2 separate regions of the Mus musculus genome follow, and region 1 is linked to region 2. Evidence: chromatin contacts called from ENCODE POLR2A ChIA-PET data. All regions are on one chromosome and are shown on one strand. Each heading gives the region's core, a stretch centred on a gene start or an enhancer-like site at or near the end of the contact. The rest is flanking DNA. Distances are from core to core; before and after follow the strand shown. Region 1 overlaps Zfhx3 (zinc finger homeobox 3). Region 2 overlaps Zfhx3 (zinc finger homeobox 3).

Region 1 (5,539 bases), core at 447-2,946, 72 kb after region 2:
GGAGGTTTGGAATCGACGCTGAGCATAGGTGTGTTCTCAGAGACATGAGCTACTCTGCTTTCTTAATTCTTTTACTGTTTTTGGCAGAGGCTAACACATATTTAAAAAAAAAAAAAAAAAGACAAAGCAAACTGCAACAGGGCAGCTCCCACCAAAGCAGCAGCCCCCACGTGTGCGCACCATAGAGGCAAAGATGGACAAAAGGAAAGCTGAACTCTAATTAAACTGGAATACATCTGACACCGCTCCCCTTTCATGTTTGGTGCCTACATCTGAGTGCATCCTGTAACCTTGGAAATACCACAGACCATCCTGGAGTCGGGGGCAGCCCCCCAGACACTAGCCCAGGGTTGGCTGGCGCCTCAAAGCCGCCCTTCCCCGCCTTGCATAAGCGAGTTCATTTACATCGAAAGCCTTGCTGCTGTCTGTGACATGGCTGACTTAACATTGCCTTAGGAGTCTCCCTTTAATGTTTACATTTGTGTTCCTGCTTGTGGCCTTCAAGTCCCCACTCTCCCTTCCTTACAATCAGCACCTGCAAGTCAAGTATGCAAAACTGTTTCCATGGCAACCTGTGGCGAGCTATTAATTTTAGATATTCCAGAAGTTTCTTTTTCAGCTGGAACTTTTTTCTTCTTTTTCTCTCTCTCTTCCTTTCCCTTTCTCTCTCTCTCTCTCTCTCTCTCTCTCTCTCTCTCTCTCTCTCTCTCTCTCTCTCTCTCTCTCTCTCTCTCTCTCTTAACAGCCCATCCCGCCTCATCTCTGGATGTCAGAGGTTAATCTCCTTGGCTACCCTAGTTGTAGATGTTTCTCTCCCTCAACCCCTCCTCTTTTAAAAGCTGATTTCCCCACATTTTATCTAATGAAACACACAGCTAGCCCCAGGGTTTCTGGTTACAGATCTAAGTCAACAAGTGGTAGGAGGAGCCACCTTGCTTTGAGTCTCAAACTGCTAACTTAACCACGCCTTTTAACACCCACAGCCATGTGCCCAGTACACACTCCTGGAAAGTCTCACTCGGTCTGTTGCCTGCCTGGTAGTTAGAGCTGTGTGAGAGGGTCCCAAAAATACACTTCTAAACAAAACAACCCCCCCAAATTTAGCTGCTCCTCTTAATTGAACTGATAGACCCAGAGGGCTAAGTTTCCACGATGTTTTTACGAGGCAGTCAGGAACTTTGTGAAAATGGGGAGCCTGCGGGGTTGGAAACACCTGCAAAAAATGCAAACCCCCAGGAGAGGCAGGCGCTCACCTAGGTTGCAAATTGGAGCGCCAGTGAAGAAATGCAAAAGACTCTTTTGCATAGCAGCGCTCACTTCCCACGTAGTAATCATCTACCAAGAACGGTATTGTAGTGTCCAGGATGTGGGGTCAGCCAAGTTATTACTTTAGTTTACATGTTTTTTAAGGACTGTATGCAAGTCTTTTGCATCCCTTGGTCACGTGTCAGTCATGGCTCTTGTCATTTATTCTTAGCGCGGGGATAATCGAGCTGATTTTGGGAAACGCATGAGCCTCGGTTTTGTTTTCTGGCCTAGGAGGTCTGATAAGTATTTTGTTTTCCTAGATGTGTCGGTTCCAATCTGACGCTCACTGTGGGCCATAGCTAAAAACAAGGAAATACAAGTTTTGTTCTGTCGCTGAGCATTGAGGTAGCATTGGCTTCCCTTAGCCCCTTAGAGCTGAGTGGACCTTCCTTCCTCCTCTTACTTGATTGGGCATTGGAGATGGATGCCCCGCCCATCTCTTCACTGCATAGGCTAGGCTAGCACTCCAGAGCTCAGCCACGCCCACAGCTCTTTTCAGCCCTTCACTGGTTGAGACATTCCTTACCACCCTGGGTCTTAGGACTTTAGACTTCAGATTGCTCTACACTCCAGGGACCCCAGTGGCACTTCACTGTCTTCTGTCTGCTGTCGACTACCTTTGGCTTTGATGATTTTTCATAAGCTTCTTTATGTTTCCCCCTTCCCATTTCTGAACAGGTTGATCAGAAAACAATATGTATCTATAAGGAGAGATCTTGGGGTAGTGCTTTCTTCAGTTGCTAGCTAGTTTTCTGCTTGTTAGGACTGTGGGGTATTATTCCCCTCCCTCCCTCCCTCTCTTCCTCCCCCCTTTTCATTTCTCCCTCCCTTTTTGTCTATAGTAGGTTGTTTCTGTTGCTTGGGGAGGAGAGGGCTTATTCCATTAGACACCTGCTCAGCCTGCTTTCTTACTAGCACCCAGGGCCAGCTGCCCAGAGGTGGCACTGCCCACAGTGAGCTGGGCCTCCCCACATCAGTCATCAGTCAGGAAAAGGCCCCAGGCTTTGCTCACAGGGCAGTCTGCTGGGGACATTTTCTTAGCTGCCTGACGTTCCTGCTTCCCCAATGACTCTAGCTTGGGTCAACTTGACCTAAAACCAGCCAGCATGGCTTCTCTTCCCTTTCTCCTTCCCTTCTTCCCTTCCCCTCTATTCTTCTCCCTCCCTCCCCTCTATTCCTCTCCTTCCCCTCCCCCTTTCCCTCCCTTCCCCTCTCTTTCTCTCTCCCAGCCTTCATTTCTTCCTTTCCTCTTCTGACCCCCTTTGGTCCCCCTTCCTCATCGGATGCTAGGAGCCTGGTTGTCCATGAGCAGGGTTGCGGGGCCGCGTCCTCACCCCCGGGTCTAGTTTCCCACAGCTGGTGAGGAATCTCTCAGCTTGGCGTCGCAGTCTCATTTTCTGATCCCAGAGCACGCTTGCTTTAATGTGTTTCAGTTAATGAGGTAGAAGAGAGAGTGAAGTGGCAGTGTTTACACACAGACAGCCTGTGCTGAGGGCCCTGCTGTAGCCCATTTGGCCCTGGGCATCCTCAGGGAATGAGTCCCAAAGAGCAAGCCACCTTCTCCAGTTTGTCAGTCTGGTACAGGTAAATAATACTATGTGTGAGCTTTGCTGAATCATCCAGTTTGGTATTATGTTTTGCTTTTTTTTTTTTTTTTTTTTAATTTTTATTTTTCCTAGGTGAGGCTTTCTTTTGGGGCGATTAAAGATAACTAGACTCTGGGCTTTAGGGTGCAATCAAGAGAGTTTACCCAACCCCTCCCCAAGCCATTTCAAAATCTTTGGCTTTTACCAGCCCCCCCCCCCCCCCTTAAGGGACACCTCCTACGGTTAGGGTCAGTTCATCTGAAGTAACTCAGAACCAGTTTCAGGAGTCTATGAAGAATCACACCTTGTATATGGGACAGAGGCTGGTGCCAGGCATGGTGGTACATGCCTGTAATCCCAGAACTCAGGTGGAGGTAGAGGCCGGAGGATTGTGAGCTCAAGGCCAGTTTGGGTTACATAGTATTTAGACTCTGTCTTGGAAAACAAATGGAAAAAAAACCCCACACCTCCAACAGTCTGGGCGGACAGTAAGAATTGGTATTTTCTGTTTCATGGTGGGAAAGGGCAGTATGACGAATGGGATAGACTCTGAGGGGCAACATTACCTGAGCAGGAATCTAGTTTGGGCCATGACTCTGTTGCCCATTTGGGGCTCCTTCACGGTCCAGGCGCAAATACTTGCTGCTCCTTCTTAGGTCTGGGTGAGCAGGTTGCTGCCCAGAGCAGACAGGAAACTACGATTGGGTTGCTCTCCTCTGCTATTCCTGTCTCCAGCTTCTATACACAGAAGGCAAAGGGGTCAGGAGTCCCTGTCTGGGACCTATCTCAGCCATGGTGTGGAAGGGCGTGTTCTCCTACCCTCCCACTCCTGGATTCTGCTTTTAGCTTTCCTTCTCTAGCTGCATGCTGCCCCTAAATGGTTAACCCCGTTGCCTGGTCTTGGCACGGTGCCAGCCCCAAGGGGTGATGCACAGGCTGGAGGCCCCCAGCGAGCGCATCCCAGCTTCCCGAAGGCACAGCGGCCCCGGGGTTTCAGCAGGAATTAAACAATTACTAAGTCTTGGTCCTCCCCACCTTCCGCAGATCGGCTCTATAAATTGTCAGCCTGTTGACATTTTAATGCGAATTATGTCATGTGGTATCCCCTTTGATTTCGACATGCCTCAGTTTGTAAATACATGAACCACTCAAAGGCTTGTGGTTAGTGTACACTCCGGAGGCCTCGGGGTTTTTGGTGGGGAAGAGCTTGCTGGAGAGAACACAGTGCTGGGAGTGTGCCTAGCATGGAAAGCTCTTCTCAGGCATCCGGGGCGGGGTGGCTGTGGAGGGGTGGTGGGCTGGGGGCAGGGCACCTGCTGTGAGGCCCACTGCCAATCCACCAACCCCAGCTCCTCCCAGGACTCTGGGAAGGCCACTGCCGTGGGGATAATTCTTTTATTGGGTGTGTGGATGGGTGAACATTTCCCCCTCGAGTCCCCATGTAACTGTATTCTGTAACACGAGGTCACTTTCTCTGTAACCGTGGCTGGAGATGAAGCGACTTGCTCTAGATTTCAAGGCAAGCCAACAAACCAAGGGGTCCTCACCCGGGGCAGGGCTTTCCCTGGAAAGAACAGATTGGTTGATCCAAGGGAGAAGTACATGGAAGAGTCGTCAGCTGAGGACAGGTGTAGATGGAGATGCTGAGGGAAAAAGGACGGTCTAGGCTGTTAAAAATGTATGGCGGCCATAGCATCTGTCTTACACCTATCATCCCAGGACTAGGGAGGCTGAGACTAGAGGATCGCTGTGAGGGCGGGGCCATTCTGCACTACGGGATGAGACACTGGCATAAACAAGTGATCCGTCGTGGTGGTGAGGGTCAGTATGCTGCTTTGGTTTTTGGGACAGGATCTCTCACTGGCTTGGAACCAATTCAGCAGCCAGCAAGCCCCAAGGTCCTTCTTTCAGTCTCCCTAGCCCTGTGATTGCAGGCGCTTGACACAGGGCCTGGCTTTCGAACTTAGTTCTAGGAATCCTAGCTTGGATCTTGACGCTGGTTCAACAGGCAGATTAGAATAGATTTTAATGGGTGATTTTTTTTTTTTCCTCGTGAAAAATACCTTAAGAAGCCCCTGTGCTGAGACTCTCCTGCGGTTACTTCTCGGTGTCTTACTGCCATTTTTTCCTGCCTTCAGGTCCCCTTCAAGTCTTAGAGCCCAGAAGGAGGAGTCGGTGTCTTGGCAGTCACCCATATATAGATGTCAGTACTCTGAGGGTTGAGAATGTGTCCAAATGAGACTATGGCCAGGACAGGCTCTGAGAATGCGCCCCAAGTAGGGCAGCTGGTCTCTGTCTTGCCCAGAAGGGCTGGGAATATGTAATCTCCCATAGCCTGAGGATGGCAACTGTTGAGCCTGCTGTCTGGAATGGAATTTGGCTGATTTACAGAAAATGTCATGGGATCTTTAATGGTCCTGGGTGGTCAGGACCCATTTCCCACATGTGGGTGATGCCCATCTTGAAGCAGTAAGGGCCATGCAGGAGCTGAGAAGGAAGGAGGGACCCTCAGTCAATAACAGCCTTTCCCCGTTCAGCCGAGAAAGAGTACAGCAGCTTCCACGGAAAGGTGGAAGATGTTTTGCAGTGGAGTCTGCTTTTCCACTCATTTAAAAAGAATTCTCTTACAGGAAAGGGTTTGGAAA
Region 2 (5,539 bases), core at 656-3,155:
CAGGCCTCATGGCTTCATTGTGACTTTTTTGGCAGTTTTTAGGGGAGCAAGGAATCCTGATTCGGTTTCTGGAGTGCGTTTTCCATCTGTGGGTGCATTTTCTACTAACCAGGGTCATGCAGATGGTTCATTTCTTGGCCAGACTCTAGAGGTATTCTTTTTACTTTTTAATTTTTTTTATTTTTTGGTTTTTCGAGACAGGGTTTCTCTGTGTAGCCCCGGCTGTTCTGGAACTCACTCTGTAGACCAGGCTGGCCTTGAACTCAGAAATCCACCTGCCTCTGCCTCCCAAGTGCTGGGATTAAAGGCGTGTGCCACTATGCCTGGTTCTAGAGGTATTCTTAAGAACTTAGTGGAACTGATTTTTTGGGGGTGGTGGTGGGTGTGGGTGAGTTAGAATTATTAATAATATCATGGAGCAGTGTATTAAGTTCTAGGTAAGCATCTCCCTCCACCACCAGGTGCTGGGACTTGAACCCAGGGACGTGTGGCAAGCACAAGTTCTCCCACTGAGCTAACCACCCACTCTCTAGGGAAGAATCGCCAGGGCAGAAATCTTGGGTAATGATGTTCCCAGATTGCAACACTCTCAAAACTGGGAGATAACACGATTTTCTTTTTCGACTCAGTTACCAAGATCAAGAAGTCTTTCCAGGTTAGAGCAGTGTCTGCTCTTCCAGAGGTTGGATTGGCAGCACCTACAGGGTTGTGTACCTTCCTCTGTAACTCCACTTTCAATACTGGGGACGCAAGGCTTGCACACAGTGCATTTGCAACCAGGCAGGCAAAACACTCATATATAAAACAACCCCCCCCCAAAAAAAAAGGGAAAATAAAAACTTAAGGTTACTCTTTTAAGAAGAGTTAGTTTCAGCCAAGTTCCAAGAAGAACTTAGAGGAATTTAGTCCTGGCCGCCAGTGGGCATTAGGCTCTAGACTCAGGCTGAGTTGAGACCCAGCACAGCCAAGTTCTGGAGATGAACGGGGTGTACGGTTTCTGCTTACTGCAGGATGTTCCTGTCCGTGCTTTGGTGTTGGAGAATTGAGGCAGGGTCCCCTGTCAGGCGGGTTCGGCCTCTGACCGTGGCAGTGTAGACACTGGTTCAAGCTGCCTCTGCTTTTCAGTGTTTCTGACATTTGCCTGCAGCATTTAGCATGATTTCATCTTTTTTTGGTTTCGTGAGCCGATAGTGTCCCTTCCGGTACAGATTCTTGTTTTGGTAGCCGTGGAAAATGCTTCCTCTTTGGGCTTAGGAAACAACTGTCAGTTTTCTAGACCTAGACAGGAACTTATCCAGTAGTCCCAGAGTGTCCGTGAAGACCTCCCTTAGTAGCAAAACTGGCGTGTTCCCACCAAAAGGCATCTACAAAGGACATCTTAATTCTACATATGCCTTTAAAAATTATTTATTTTTATTTATTTATATAAATTGCAGCATTATCTCTTGGGAAAGATTTACCTTAAATCTTAAAAAAAAAATCTACCCCTAAGTTTACAGCATTAGCACATATGTAGTGCCAGCCCTTGTGGTACTTAGTTTAGGAGGTGAATGGATCCGGTGGGTCAGACCTTCTGGACACTGCTACTCTGAGGGTGTAGCTTCCAAAGACAGACCCGACATATTCAGCAGACTGGAGATTCCTGGCTGCCAGCTCAGTTCTTTTATGAGGTGTCTAGAGTCAGCTCCCCAGAGAGGAGGAGGCTAAGATGAGGTCACCTGGTCCTGCAGGTCAGCAGGGGAGGTTCTGCCCTGGGGCTGTGTGCCCAGTCCTTGGATAATGCGGTATTTTCGCTTTAATGCATCTGAAATGTGGATTATACTATTAATTACTGCAGGACAAAACAGGATTAGTGCAGCTGCTCCGCTCTCCTCTCTGCACTTTTACACTTCCCCTTTGCTAGGGACCAGCCAAAAGGGCAGTTGGTTTTCCTGTGGTCTCTCTTTTGTCTTAGCCGCAGGGGGTGCTGAACCTCTGGGGCTCAGAAGACAGAGAATGTGAGCGAGGCCGCCAGGCTTGCAGGGGCCAGGGGTGGGGTGGTTTCCTTCCCTATAGCTGGGGCTTTTTTTTTTTTTTTTCTATGTTCTGAGGGTGTCTGGAGGGTGGCCTGGCCTCTGTAGGAAGAGTTGTTACAGTCTCTGAGCTGTCAGGTTTCTGCAGCTGGAGTCGTGGTGCCACAGAGTGTTGTTCTGTGTGTGGAAGCCCACAGGCATCCAGTGGGTTGAGACTTTCTTATGTAGTGAGAACTTAGAGAAAGGAGACTTGTGGGATGGCTCACGGGGGTAGGGGTGGGGTGAGGGGGGAGAGCTTGGTCCATCTCAATCCATACTCACACACACACACACACACACACACACACACACACCACACAGACACATATACAGAGACACAGACATACACACACAGACATACACAGATACACAGACAGACACACACAGATACACAGACAGACACAGATACACATCCAGACAGACACAGAGACAAATAGACACACACACAGATTCATATATACAGACACACAGAGAGACACAGAGCCACACAGACACACACACATATAGACACAGAGACAGACACACAGACACACACTTTCTTTTTATTTTTAAAAAGTGTAATGGGAAGGCCTTGACTTAGGCTGCTTGTCTCTAGCCAGTGTGTGAGGGTGGAGACTAGCGGCCTGCAATGAGGTAATGCCCTTTGTATTTTGAGAAGCTCTAAATCCCCAAGCTTGGCTACTTCTCCCTTATCTTTGCATAAAGCATTATAGATTTTAAGTAATATATGATTACATTTTCTATTTTTCCCATATTCAAGCTAGTGTGCTCATTTTTCATCCATATGGAATGAATTTTTTTTTTAAGTGGATGAGGCGTTAAATAACCACACCTCACTAACAGTGTTCCCAAGAGTGCATAACTTGGTAGTGTTTGCAGTTCTGTAGAATGTAATAATCTGTCGTGTGCAGGCGTGTGGATTTCTGTTTACTGGCATCCTTCATTAGAGGGTAACATAATATACAGAATTTCCCAGTTGCAGAAATTAGAAGTAGGAAGCAGCTTCCTTCAACAGAAACTGGAAAACTGATTTATGGACTTCACTTTTCTTCTCTCTCTCCAACTTGAGAAAGTGACAGAGTCCTCGAGAGGAAGGAAAGGAGTTGATGTGGCAGAAGACCTTTTATCACAGGTTAATTCAATTAATTTGGGATCGCCATTCACACGGAGCAATAATGGGGTCCGCAGCCGCAGAGATGCACAGCAGCACTTGAGAAGATAGGAGAGGGTGGGAAAAACTGAGACTGTCTTCTCCACTTCACCCTGTGAATTGGGAGTTTTCAGAATAGCAGCCTGACTGAATACCAGTGAACTCATAAGGTTGATTTTTCGCCCCCAGTTTTCCCCAAGATCTTACTTTTTTTTTTTTCCAAACTTGGAAATCGTACAAATTACAGAATTAAGAGGTTATTTATTTATTTATTTATTTACTTCTTTTTATCTGCCTTTTCTCTTCTCAGGCCATAGCTATAACATCATAGGGCCAAGCCTTGCTCAGGGAACCAGAACTCCGACTTTCACTTAAAGTATGGGCACTGATTGGGTAATATATTTGGAATTTCTGTGGTTTTATTTCCATTGAGGGACAGTGTGCTTATTAATTAATGAAAAGGGGCTGGGGGTGAGTTCCGTGGATAAGAGTGCTGGCTTAGCATGCAGGAAGCCCTGGGCTTGATCCCTCCTATTACATAAACTGGCAATGGTGGCCCAGGCCTGTGACCTCAGCACTTGGGGCGTGGCCAGAGACACAGAAGTTGTCATCCTCAGCCACGTAAAAGCTTTCCAGATCAGCCTGGCCTGCACCAGACTCTTAGACAAACTAGAATTGACATGTTCCCCTGTTCACGAGTAAAGCATGCTGTACTACGGTCACGAGGAAGACCTCAGCGTTCAGAGAACCAAGGTGTAGCGGTCACTGCCAAGTTTGCGTTTAGGGGACACATTTGTAGTTTGAAGCCCGTCCGTTATTAAATGGGGGGTAGTGAGAATAAATGGATTTAACTTTCAGTTTAGAGTTGGGAAGAATAAGTAAGAAAAGATGTATTGAGAAAGAATACTAGGAAACAAGTGGACTTAATGGGCCAGGCCAATCGAAACATTTGAATTGATAAATCTAAGAGCTACCTATTTGGGGGGAGAAAGAAAAAGAAATGGGCCAAGTCATTATGGCGTCTAAGTAAGAAAAGAGCTAAAACCAAGTTGGCATTGTGGAAATGGAGTAGCATTCTACCTTGTATTTGAAATGAAATCTTTTTTTTTTTTTTGTGAGATAAAATACAGTCATTTAAAATACAAATGTGAAAAATCCCAGGGAGGAGACTATTTTAGGGAAATGACTCAGACATCTAAAAATTTAAACCAAGAACTAGAAGAGAAGTTGAGAGAGAGAGAGAAAGAGAGAGAGAGAGAGAGAGAGAGAGAGAAATGTGAATGACAATAATAAAACATCCCAAAGCCTTCCCAAGAAAGGCCTGGGATGCAGTGAGTTTAATGGGTGAGTTAAGTTCTTTAAACTTTAGTAGACAAAATAATTGCCCGTGCAGTAAATTTTTCCAGAGCTTACAGAATTATCACAGTTCCAGGAACCAGCACTGTCACAGAGTGTCCAAAGATGCCGAGAACCCAGGGGGCAGCGATGTGACCCTGGAGGAGAAGGCAGGACAGGAGTGACTTTGATACTCAGATCCTGACTCGAGAAAAAGAATAGGAGAGAGAAGATTACTCGTAGGTGCAGAATGCCGGAGGCTAGTCACACCTAGATTTTTAGCGGTCTTTCAAAAAGAGCCATGATGAGAGGGCTCATCCCAGGGAAGTAAGAAGGGATTGACGCCTTCGCTGTATGGCCATATAAGTAGAGCAAAGAGAAGCATCTGCATGCAGAAGGACACTTGTTGTTATTCTTTTTTTCTAGTTTGTTGCAAGAGATTGCGTTCATACAACAGCTTCAGACTCAATAGAGGAGCGCTGAGGCAGCAGTTTGGGCCCAGCGGAAGGAAACAAAGACAATTCATTCCTTTTTCCTGCCTTATTGAATTGGCCAGCAAACCAGAGTCAAATAACAGTTAAAAAGAAGCAATGGGTTAGATGTTATTGTCTTCCTAGGACAGTCAAATACGTTGGAATTTGATTAAGGAGTTGAGTTGCAAAGTAAAAAAAAATTTAAAACACTACACACACAACACACACACACACACACACACACACACACACGTATCCCCGTCAACTAGGGAAAACTGGTTAGAAAATACCAAGATCACACAATGGAGTGAAATCATAGGAAAATAGACCTGAGAAAGGCAGCAGCATTTCTAGTTAAGTGGAAGGAATTAGATCGATGGCCTGTGTGCTCTTCTTCACACTTCTAGGTAGCAAGTACTATGTTAACAGTTCCCAGGGATAGAGCTCCTTCATTCCTTGTAAGCCAAAAACAGAGTAGGTCCTCCTCCCTTTAGAGACGAAGAGGCTGAAGTTCAGTCTAAGAAGCTTTC

What was found. ChIA-PET counts read pairs that join two places held with the same protein, here RNA polymerase II (POLR2A).
Region 1: POLR2A ChIA-PET joins it to region 2 with 11 read pairs in Patski. The contact joins two enhancer-like sites. POLR2A ChIA-PET finds 5 or more read pairs at or near these places in 3 of 5 experiments (Patski and embryonic stem cell).

The regions. Positions count from the first base shown.
Region 1 is chr8:108,819,080-108,824,618 of GRCm38, forward strand. All of the region lies in intron 3 of Zfhx3 (zinc finger homeobox 3), which reads left to right. Among named protein-coding and RNA genes, the nearest start is that of Zfhx3, 110 kb to the left of the region's middle. Within about 2 kb of position 1,697, at least 1 of the 3 ENCODE cell types and tissues checked has a DNase peak (open chromatin) inside an H3K27ac peak, as active enhancers do.
Region 2 is chr8:108,747,211-108,752,749 of GRCm38, forward strand. All of the region lies in intron 1 of Zfhx3 (zinc finger homeobox 3), which reads left to right. Among named protein-coding and RNA genes, the nearest start is that of Zfhx3, 35 kb to the left of the region's middle. Within about 2 kb of position 1,906, at least 1 of the 3 ENCODE cell types and tissues checked has a DNase peak (open chromatin) inside an H3K27ac peak, as active enhancers do.